Regions from separate parts of the Homo sapiens genome. Here region 1 is linked to region 2. The links are chromatin contacts, found by Hi-C or POLR2A ChIA-PET in ENCODE. All regions are on one chromosome and are shown on one strand. The core of a region is the stretch at or near the end of the contact, and the rest is flanking DNA. Distances in the headings are between cores, read along the strand shown. Region 1 overlaps COG3 (component of oligomeric golgi complex 3). Region 2 holds the start of LRRC63 (leucine rich repeat containing 63).

The links. A loop is a pair of places that touch in the nucleus more often than their neighbours do. ChIA-PET counts read pairs that join two places held with the same protein, here RNA polymerase II (POLR2A). Pooled maps may share reads with other maps.
Region 1: a pooled map shows a loop between it and region 2 (2.9-fold over the local background). The contact joins the enhancer-like site here to the promoter of LRRC63 in region 2. A Hi-C loop is called at or near these places in 1 of 50 pooled maps. POLR2A ChIA-PET finds 5 or more read pairs at or near these places in 2 of 52 experiments (activated B cell and activated T-cell).

The regions. Positions count from the first base shown.
Region 1 is chr13:45,508,058-45,513,390 of GRCh38, forward strand. It overlaps COG3 (component of oligomeric golgi complex 3), which reads left to right. Exons shown (of 23, transcript NM_031431.4): 15 at 1,635-1,759; 16 at 3,708-3,797. Among named protein-coding and RNA genes, the nearest start is that of COG3, 46 kb to the left of the region's middle. Within about 2 kb of position 3,719, at least 4 of the 41 ENCODE cell types and tissues checked have a DNase peak (open chromatin) inside an H3K27ac peak, as active enhancers do.
Region 2 is chr13:46,210,332-46,215,810 of GRCh38, forward strand. LRRC63 (leucine rich repeat containing 63) reads left to right here and starts at 1,597. Exons shown (of 10, transcript NM_001282460.2): 1 at 1,597-1,928; 2 at 2,671-2,788. The coding sequence starts at 2,704. It overlaps LOC107984578 (a long non-coding RNA gene), which reads right to left and starts at 1,521. Exons shown (of 4, transcript XR_001749863.3): 1 at 1-1,521. RefSeq lists a silencer at 1,353-1,682.

The sequences.
Region 1 (5,333 bases), core at 2,469-4,968, 700 kb before region 2:
AGGTCCAACCTAAAAAAAAAAAAAAAAAAAAAAAAAAAAAAAGGAAAGAAAGCACTAAGCTTCAACCTTTCTCCCTCATCCCTTTCCCCTCAAATCTGTGCTATACAACCTACAGGCCTTCTTGTAAGAATATGCTGCTATAACCATTTATAAAAAGGAATTAATGTTTGCTCTGTAACTTAATACCAGTGTATCATAGATCTACTTCTATTTTCTTATTATTGAAAACATTCCAAATATACAGAAAAGTTGAAAGAAAGATGAATGATGAACACCCATACCCACAACTTGGATTCAAGACTTAACATTTTATTTTTTATATATATTTTTATATATATATATATATACACACACACACACACACACACATACACATATATATACATATATGTGTATGTGTGTATTTGTATGTGTTGGGGTGTGTGTGTAAATATATATTTTATGAACCATTTTAAATTATTGACGTCATTGACACTTCACCCTTGAGTATTTCAGCATCTCCAAAAAATAACGACATCTTTTACTTAACAATAAACCATTATTGCACTAAAAATTTAATGAGTTTGCTAATGTCCTCTAATGCCTAGTCCATCTTTCAATATCACCTGTTGTCTCAAAGTATTATACCAGCTCCACTTTTCATGGTTCATTTGAAATTTGGTCCCTCGACCCAGAAGTGATTGTACTTCCCTTACAGAGGTGTCTTTGCTCAACCATACTCCCCACCTGCTCTTCCTCACAGTCGCCAGAGTCTGCCTTTTCTGACCTTCCCAGTGGTGGGGGGAAGCCCGCTCTGGTCACCTGGGAATTGGATGTACTAACTAGGCCTGTATGTGATTTGACTCAGAGTGTGGAAGACAGTCTGACAGGTGAACCTAATTTGATTAATCCCCCTGTTTAGAAGTGCTTTGTTTTCTTGTTACTCCCCCACCTCCACAGGCTCCCACCTGCTTCCTTCCTCATGACTACATAGAGATCTGCTTCCTTTTTTTTTTTTTTTGAGACGGAGTCTCACTTTGTTGCCCAGGCTGGAGTGCAGTGGCGAGATCTTGGCTCACTGTAACCTCCGGCTCCCAGGTTCAAGCGATTTTCCTGCCTCAGCCTCTCGAGTAGCTGGGACTACAGGCACACGCCACCACGCCTGACTAATTTTTGTATTTTTAGTAGAGACGAGGTTTCACCACATTGGTCAGGATGGTCTTGAACTCCTGACCTCATGATCCGCCTGCCTCGGCATCCCAAAGTGCTGGGGTTACAGGCGTGAGCCACTGTGCCCAGACGATCTGCCTCCTTTTTAATGGCTGCATTCTATAATGTGATTATGCTTTTCCTATGTTCCATAAAGATTATTGATCACAATTTGGGAAAAGCAACTTGGGTTGAGCATATATATATGAAGCTGGAATGTATGTATGTCCATATTCATGTGTATTCTCAGTTACTGTGTTAAATCTCACCTGTCACTGATTTAGATTTCTTAGGGTATTCTTGATGAAAACTGAGGTGGGAAAAAATTGGTGCCCTCTAGCTACTTATAGCTAATGAGAATAAGCAGTTTATAGTTGCCATGTAAATTATTGTAAGACAAATATCCACATGTGTGAAATGTGTCTTCTTTTCCACTTGGGTTTTAGGTTCAACAGAATCCCTCAATCCTAGACCACAGACCACAATTTCTCCAGCAGATCTTCATGGAATGTGGTATCCTACGGTTCGAAGAACTCTTGTCTGTCTCTCCAAATTATACAGATGCATAGATGTACGTGTATCTTTACTGTGAATTGCTCGTTCTTTCACTTGAAATATTTTTAAATTTACATTTTAAGATCTTGATAAAGTATTTTGTTGGATATTCTTAAAATCATGATTTTTAGATATGGAAGTAACTTGAGGTCAAGCTAATTTAGGAATTTCTAACCTGAACTTTCTATAGAAACTTATAATTCAGTAATGGGCTTTGGGGAGTCTATGGACACCTCAAAATTGTGGGCAAATTTTGCATGACTGTTTTATGTGTGCATTCCTGAAGAGAAGACCCTGACTGCATTTAGAGCAATGATTAAATACAGCAGTCATGTAATGAATTGTCTAGATGCCACTATTTCTTAAGGATATGGTTCAAAAGGAGTATGCATTTACCCTTACACCGCAGAGATATTTTATATTGTAGGACTGCACAGTTGTTTCATTGGGTCAGTAGAATGTACACTACTCTATATTTAATTTAAAATGCATAATTGCTGGGCTTTGTGCTTATAGATTTTGAAATGCTACCAAAAGTGCCTTTTGCCCAGTTCTGGGACTCTTAAGGACAGGCCCAGATCACCTCTACAGACTTAGATGTCTCAGCCTTTTTGCCCAGCTGATGAGATCTCTTCCAGAGAGAGGTTTGGATATTTGGCATCTCTTCCTCCCCAGGGTGTCCATTAGGTTTATTGAATAATGATATTAGGCTGAGATTCAGCAACTTCCTGCAGTGGAGTCAGGATCCCAAGGAAAATACGCAGGAGGCATATTCCACATAGAACCCATTGTCATCACAGACTCTAGGAAATAAAACCTCTTAGGGTGCTTAACAGGGATTTTAGCTTAATAGTAGGTAGGCCTGAGGAGGTCACTATGCCAGTTTTGTCTTATGCCTTAGGCTGGCTTATTCTTTTTTCACCTAGCTTATATTCAAATCTTAACACTTTTAGTCTTACCGATCAAAGGTGGGGAAAGACAATCCAGTGTAAAATACGTTAAGGCTGAGCAAGGGAAGGCGAGGGTCTTGGTCTAAGCTGCTCATCTTAAGCTTTCTTAGGCAGGGTTAGTGACCCAGCAGGTGGCAGCTCTAATCTCTCCTTCCTATAGTAATAGCCTTGTGGGAAACCACAGAACAGGGAGAAGCAATGTAAAAAGAGAATAACATCAAGTTGGAGACCAGGGCCCAGGACAGTGGCCTAATAATGAATAGGCTCATATTTATGTAGAATGGAGGCTGGGAGTGAAGCAAGGGGACTGACAGGAGTCCTGGTCCAACCACCATGCCACACCTCTGGGAAGATAGTAATGGCAGAATTAAATTAAGAATCATACTGCCTATACCATTTGGTAACCTGTTTTTTTTTTTTTTAAACTCCATTATGAATTTCACCGCCTCCTTCAGCATTCTTTGATTTCATAAACAGTATTCTATAATTTAGATTTAGTCCTATTTTATTTGTCAGTCCCCTGTCTTTGAACATTTATGTTATTTCCAGTTTATGGCTGTTCTAAATAATACTGTAATGAAGAGCCATGTACATGATTTCCTAAAATACAATTCTGTTGTATTTTTAGAAGTGGATTTACTGAGGGTTTGTTTTAAAGTTGGTTTTAGAGATTTAAAAAAGAGCCCCACATGAGATCTTGTTGGAGCGAAGGCTCCGTGAGGTCAGAACCATGCCTGCCTATATTTCTAGCATCTAGCACAGTGCCTAGTATGCTAATCAATATTTATTGAATGGTCACATGAATGTTTCCAGGGATGACTGCATATTACATATCTATGTGTTGGTTTAGAAAGGTTGCATGGGAATAGGAAACCAGGAAGAATAATACAAGTAGTAAATTAATCCAACCATGAGGGCAAGCAGGCATTGTTATTTGCACTTACAGCCTAGGATATTCCTTTTTTTTTGTTTTGTCAAATGCCACAGGCTGATTATTCTCTTTTATTCCACCAGAGGGCAGTGTTCCAAGGATTATCACAGGAAGCATTGTCTGCCTGCATTCAGTCCTTACTTGGAGCGTCAGAGTCTATCAGCAAAAACAAGGTTTGATGAAGTGTTAGGTGAAATCCTGTTTCCTGGTAAAATATTGTGGAATATAGCATTTACTTATAGGCACAGAAGTTTAAAGCTGTTTTGGCAGTAGGATTTGTTTAACATGATTGAATTTTGAGGCTCTTTGAGAGAAACTGTTATTTCATTATAGTGCTAAATAAAGACTGTACTATATAAGAGAGTCCAACTTTGCTAAAGTACCAAAAGTGGTACTTAGGTTACACATTCTATAGAGTAAAGGTTTCTTGTTGTAGTCCTAGCCACTGGGGAAATGATACTATTTCCCTGGAATACCAAGAAAGCATTTTCAAGGAAACATCACAATTTATAATCATCTCTCTCTACGATAATGTTTTAAATAGTTGAATGTTCTTACATGGAGGAAATGAGTCAGTCAATTTTGAGGACAGGTAATTGTGGCTCTGGGTTGTGTGACTAGAAGGAGTCACCATGACTGTATGGCTTACAATTTTGTTTGTTTGTTTTGAGACAGGGTCTTGCTTTGTCTCCCTGGCTGAAGTGCAGTGGTGTGATCATAGCTCACTGCAGCCTCTATCTCCTGAGCTCAATCCATCCTCCTACCTCAGCCTCCCAAGAATCTGGGACTACAGGCATGTACCTTCATGCCCCTGCCAAGTTTTGTATTTTTTGTGGAGACAGGATTTTGTCATGTTGCTCAGGCTGGTCTCAAACTCCTGGGCTCAAGTGATTTGCCCACCTTGGCCTCCCAGAGTGCTGGAATTACAGGTGTGAGCCACTGTGCCTGGCCTTTTTTTTTTTCTGAGAGAGGGTCTTACTCTGTCACCTAAGCTGGAGTGCAGTGGTATGATCTCTGTTCACTGCAGCCTCAACCTCCTGAGGTGAAGCAATTCTCCTGCTTCAGCTTCCTGAGCAACAGGACTACAGGTACCTGGCTAAATTTTTTATTTTTTGTAGAGACAGGATCTCACCATGTTGCACAGGCTGGTCTCAAATTCCTGGGCTCAAATGATCCTCTTGACTCAGCCTTCCAAAGTGCTGGGATTACAGGTGTTAGCCACCGCACTTAGCGGTTTACAGTTTTTAATCCAGAAGGGATCTGGGGCTGAAGGCTGCTGGCATGTGCTTCTCCCACAGACCCTGAGATTTTTTTTTTTTCCCAGGAAGTAGAGCATGTTCAAAAGTGTTGCTTTGCTTAACTCTCCTCTTAAAATACCTGTCACCTATAGGGAAGGAGCTGTGGGAGCTGTTTCTAGCCAAAATTTTCTTCCCACTTGGAGTGTTCAGATCCTGTGAACTTTTTTTGATATATGGATTTATAAACGTGACTTTTAAGGCTTTTATATATATATATATAATATATACATATAAATTATATATATATAATATATACATATAAATTATACATATAATATATACATATAAATTATATATAATATATACATATAAATTATACATATAATATATACATATAAATTATACATATAATATATACATATAAATTATATATAATATATACATATAAATTATACATATAATATATACATA
Region 2 (5,479 bases), core at 347-2,846:
AATAACATATATACATATAAAATATACCAAGCCATGGATTTAATTTTCATAATAACTATCTCATTTGCCTAAATGTTTGGTACTAAGTGGTAGAAATAGAAGACAAAATGTTCACACCTGAGATTACATATTAAACCGCCCTAGGTTTTAGTCTCATACTTGCTAGAAGAAATCTGCAAGGAATGATACCTGGATGCCTGCGGATTCCAAGTGTGACAAAGCATTTTTTGAAAAAGCATTCAGAAGCCTTGCTTTCGACTACACAAAGCTAAGCATAAATTTTAAAGGCCAAACGTCAGTCAGTAAAACTGAATTCCTGTAGTTCTCATGGTTCCAACGATCTTGAAGAGCATAGGTACCTGACTCAATTTACACTGTCATTTTTTATGCTTAAAAATATAAACCTTTTTTCACATTTACAAAATATGCACGATATATATTACTTGAGACTAATCTTAGCCACAGAGCTGCCTTTTATTTTCAGCTTTGTATTTCTGAGAAACTAATGAATCTATGGTGTAGATAACAGCAAAAGTGGAAATAAATTCATAGTCTGGGGCAGCAGTATAATTGGGACACAGTAAACTTACAAGGAAAAGAAACAGTACACTACTACTGTAAAGGAAAACAAGTTGCATAATATTTTCCAGAGTCTGATTACTTTTTTGTTAAAACTTTTCTACTTTTTTCATTGATTGTTTTAAAACATGTTTGCTACTAAGGAGAAAAAGGAAGACATGGTTATGGTGTGAATCTTGAAAGATCCCCAAAGCTAGAAAGATTTATACAGAAGTCTCTCATTTTCCAACTTCTGTTATAAAGTTCCTGCGCTAGTACTTAGAAAAAACCAAACCTGGAAGGAAGCTCTACCTAGTTTACTTTCTGAGTTCGGATTTCCGCATCTATCAGATGAGCTCTTTCTAGTGCTCTTTCCCCCTCAAATCTCCAGAGAAACACGCACATTTTTGCAAACACACACGATGTATCTATGACTGCACACACAGGTTCATCAACACCATGACAGAGGCGACACGTCACAATATGATAACCAGAACAGAGGACGATGACAGTGAGAAATGGGTTTCTTTTATGGCCCGCTTGGATCCCTAATGCCCTTATTTCTACACAATCCAGCCTCAGCCAGGAACTTTAAAGGATCAGAAAGAGAAAACAGGTTGCATGAAAGGAAGAGAAAGAAAACCGAATGCCCGCTTTTCGAGAGCACTGCAAAATTAGCCCCGGGACCCGGCTGCACAAAAGTGCAGCCTTAAAGAATGCCAGCCCATATTCTAGACACCCAAGTAAAGCATCCTGTAATCGAGAGAAAATAATAAATAATAGTGGTCATTGCCATTAAGCATAAAAATAGTAATAACAATTGTCACCACGGCGTTCCGTACAGCAGCTGCGCGTGGAGCCGGCTTCTCCTCCGGCCCCCACGGCCCGCAGCTTCCCCTGCAGCCCCACAGTGCGTCGGAGGAAGGCGAGGGCTCCGCGCGCGCTGCACCGTGGGCTGGGCCTGCCCCTCCCGGCGCCCGCCTCGCCTCGCCTGTCCCGCGCCCGCCTCGCCTGTCCCGCCCCCGCGCCTGCGCGTCAAGTGGCTGGGCTGGCTTAGCGGACCCCGGTTGCTAGGGTGTGTCTCCTTGGCCTCCTAGAGGGTGGGGATCCGTGGTGCTTCTTCGGGAACAGCCTCCTGCAGGAAGACCCTCGCTGGACCTTTACCTCGCTGCCTAGATTCCGAGGAAAAGGAGATAGGAGACGAAAAGCCAGTTGGTTTGGAAAGCGGCCGATTATCCTAAAGGGTAGTGTGGGAGTCCAGCACTTCCATGCCCCTCTTTGGGTACTACGGAAGGGAGATTTCCAGCATCGTGTGGAACATATGACCAGGGAGTACACCTTGAGCGCTTGTGTGCAGTTATCTTTTGGCGGTAAACGGCCCATTTGTGCAGTTTCAGGGTGTTCCCTTCTAGGCTATCAATGGAATAATGCCGTGCCAGGCACTTTTGATGTTGCCCTGCAAACTAAAAGCACATTTTGGGGGTGCATCTTCTCGCATTATTTCTAAACAGTATGAGTTGGGATCCAGCAGCCCTGGGAAATCTCATTATAGTGAAACCCATCTTATTTTAGGATTGAATTGTTTTGGCCCAAGCATAGTGGTTGAAAAACAAGCCATTATAGAAAGAAAACAATTTGTTTGTGAATGGTTAGATATGGTGGGTCTTCAGAGGCTTATCTAATGAAGGCATCTTCTACACATTTCTGACCAAATTCTCTTTCTACATTTATAGCGATAACATTTTGGAGAGAGAGAAAAAAAATGTCATTTCGACTATTCTGAAAAATCAGTATTTACTAGTTGAAATAGCATTGGCAAATTGAACTTTGTACTAACATGGAAAATTGTAGAATGATCCTGGGTAGTAATAATACACATATTTTTAAAATTCTATGTTTACTTATAACCCTACATTTTAACTGGATTCTTTCTATTAATAGAAGTTTTAAAGAATTATTTTCTTACCCTCTTTTTTTTTCATAAAGGAATTCTGCCTGGATTCAGTAGAGTATTGGTACAGAATGATTTTCTTTAAGATGTAATCTAAATTCTTATTATTTTTCAACAATTCAAACATATTCAAAACCTTTTCAATTCTCATTTAAACCAAGGATTATGAAAAACAGCACTTATTATTCATTAAAATGCAAAAGCCCCCACTGCTTCTTCGAAGACCCTTACCTCCAAAATTCACTAAGCTGTCTTTACATGAGAAAAAAACCCATACAGGTATGTGTATTAATCAGATATGTGTATTAACATTTATGTATCTTTCATAGAAATTCCTTGACTTGCACAGCTCAGAATCACAATAAATACACTCACTAATAACTTACAAATGTTTGTTGTCAGGTGATAACATCCAATTCAATTCCACAGATGCATTTACTGATACTTATTGGTGGACTTAGTAGATTCAAGTTTATCTCATCGATAAAATTTACTTGTAACCCCAGAATTGGTACTCAAAGGGCTTTCTCAGTCATGCGTGGATATGTGCAGAGCACTGAAAATGAGTCACCCAACACACATGCCTCCAGCTGAGGTGGAACAAGGCTACCTCTACCTTCTTGTTTCAGCTCTCATATTGTAAACGGGTACTGTTTTCCCTGTCTGTTTAGCTCTATGTTTCTTGAATGTTTGTGCTTTTAGTTAGTGATTTCACTGTGGGCCCCAAGCATAGTGTTGAAGTACTGTCTAGTGTTCCTGAGCACAAGAAGGCTGTGATGGGCCTTACAGAGAACAAGATATGTGTTAGATAAGTTTCCTTCAGGTGTGAGTAGTGTTGTTGGCCCTAAGTTCAATGTTAACAAATCAACTGTTTATATTTATTAAAGTGTCTTTAAATAGAAACAAATATAAAACAAAATTAGTGTTGATCAGTTGATGAAAATGTTGAAACCAGAGGTTTGCAGGAACCTAGCCCCATATTTCTTCCAGGAGAAATGGTTCAGTAATGAGTAATTCATTGTTTGTAGAACAGAACTACTGCAAATAACAAGGACCGAATATATTTAGTGAGCAAAAACAGACCTTACCTGTTCCCTTCATTAGTTACCCACTGGGATACTGATTGTAATCAATCAATCATATAAGTAAATGCAAAATTACCCTGTGATAAGTGCTATGAAGTAAAGATGAGCCACTTTTATAACTATAACTTTATCTAATGCTTAATCCTCTATTTCTGTTGTATGGTTTCTATTCCCTCCTTATTATAAGCAATACAATTAGCATATTTTCTCATTTTCCCCTTCTCAGTTTCCTCTTCCATCTGATTTTAGTTGATTGCAGTTTTAGTGTCAACATTTATACTGTTCAAATATACCTAGTCTATAACTTGATTTATAATGTTAAATTATCATCTTTTGACCTATGGCTATTAACAGTAGGTAACTCAACTTACCTGTAATACTGCCACAATTTCCTCTCCTACTTTCTCTCCCAACTTTTGTTACATGATTTTTACATCATCATTTCTACATTTCTATAATGTTCTGCATTTACAATCTGTTCTGTAATAATACAGTATGCAGATTTACAGCTCAAGGTTACCAGTTATCTTGTAGTTTCTCCATTCATCTTTTGTTTAAAGTTTATCTTCTAGTACAGAATTTCACAACCTTGGCACTATTGACATTTTAGGTTGGATGGTTCCTTTTTTTTGGTGGGGAAAGCAGAGCTCTCTTGCTCCAAAGGCTCTTGACAGAGGGCTTTGCACATAGTAGGTGATCAAAATTTGTTTTTTTATTTCTTCTAAAAAAAAAAAAAGCAGGATACATGCACAGAACGTGCAGGTTTGTTACATAGGTATACATATGCCATGGTGATTTGCTGCACCTATTGACCCATCCTCTAAGTTTTCTCCCCTCACCCTCCACCCACTAACAGGCCCTGGTGTGTGTTGTTCCCCAATCTGTGTTCATGTGTTCTCAGTATTCAACTCCCACTTACAAGTGAGAACACACAGTGTTTGGTTTTCTTTTCCTGTGTTAGTTTGCTGAGGATGATGTCTTTCAGCTTCATCCATGTCCCTGCAAAGGACATAATCTCATTCCTTTTTATGGCTGCATAGTATTCCATGATGTGTATGTACCACATTTTCTTTATCCAGTCTATCACTGACAGGCATTTGGGTTGGTTCCATGTATTTGCTATTGTGAACAGTGCTGCAATAAACATACGTGTGCATGTGTCTTTATAGTAGAATGATTTATGTTCCTTTGGGAATATACCCAGTAATGGGATTGCTGGATCAAATGGTATTTCTGGTTCTAGATCCTTCAGGAATCCTTATACTGTCTTCCACAATGGTTGAACTAATTTACATTCCCACCAACAGTGTAAAAGTGTTCCTATTTCTCCACAGCCTTGCCAGCATCTATTGTTTCCTGACTTTTTAATAATTGCCATTCTGACTGGCGTGAGATGGTATGTCATTGTGGTTTTGATTTGCATTTCTCAGATGATTAGTGATGTTAAGCTTTTTTTCATATGTTTGTTGGCTATGTAAATGTCTTCTTTTAAGAAGTGTCTGTTCATATCCTTCACCCACTTTTTGATGGGGTGGTTTGTTTTTTTTTATTGTAAATATGTTTAAGTTCCTTGTAAATTGTGGATATTAAACCTTTTTCAGATGGGTAGATTGCAGAAGTTTTCTCCCATTCTGTAGGCTGCCTGTTCACTCTGATGACAGTTTCTTTTGCTGTGCAAAAGCTCTTTAGTTTAACTAGATCCCATTTTGTCAGTTTTGGCTTTGGTTGCCACTGCTTTTGGCGTTTTTGTCATGAAGTCTTTGCCCATGCCTGTGTTGTGAATGGTATTGCCTAGGTTTTCTTCTAGGGTTTTTATGGTTTTAGGTCTTACATTTAAGTCTTTAATCCATCTTGAGTTAATTTTTGTATAAGGTGTAAGGAAGGG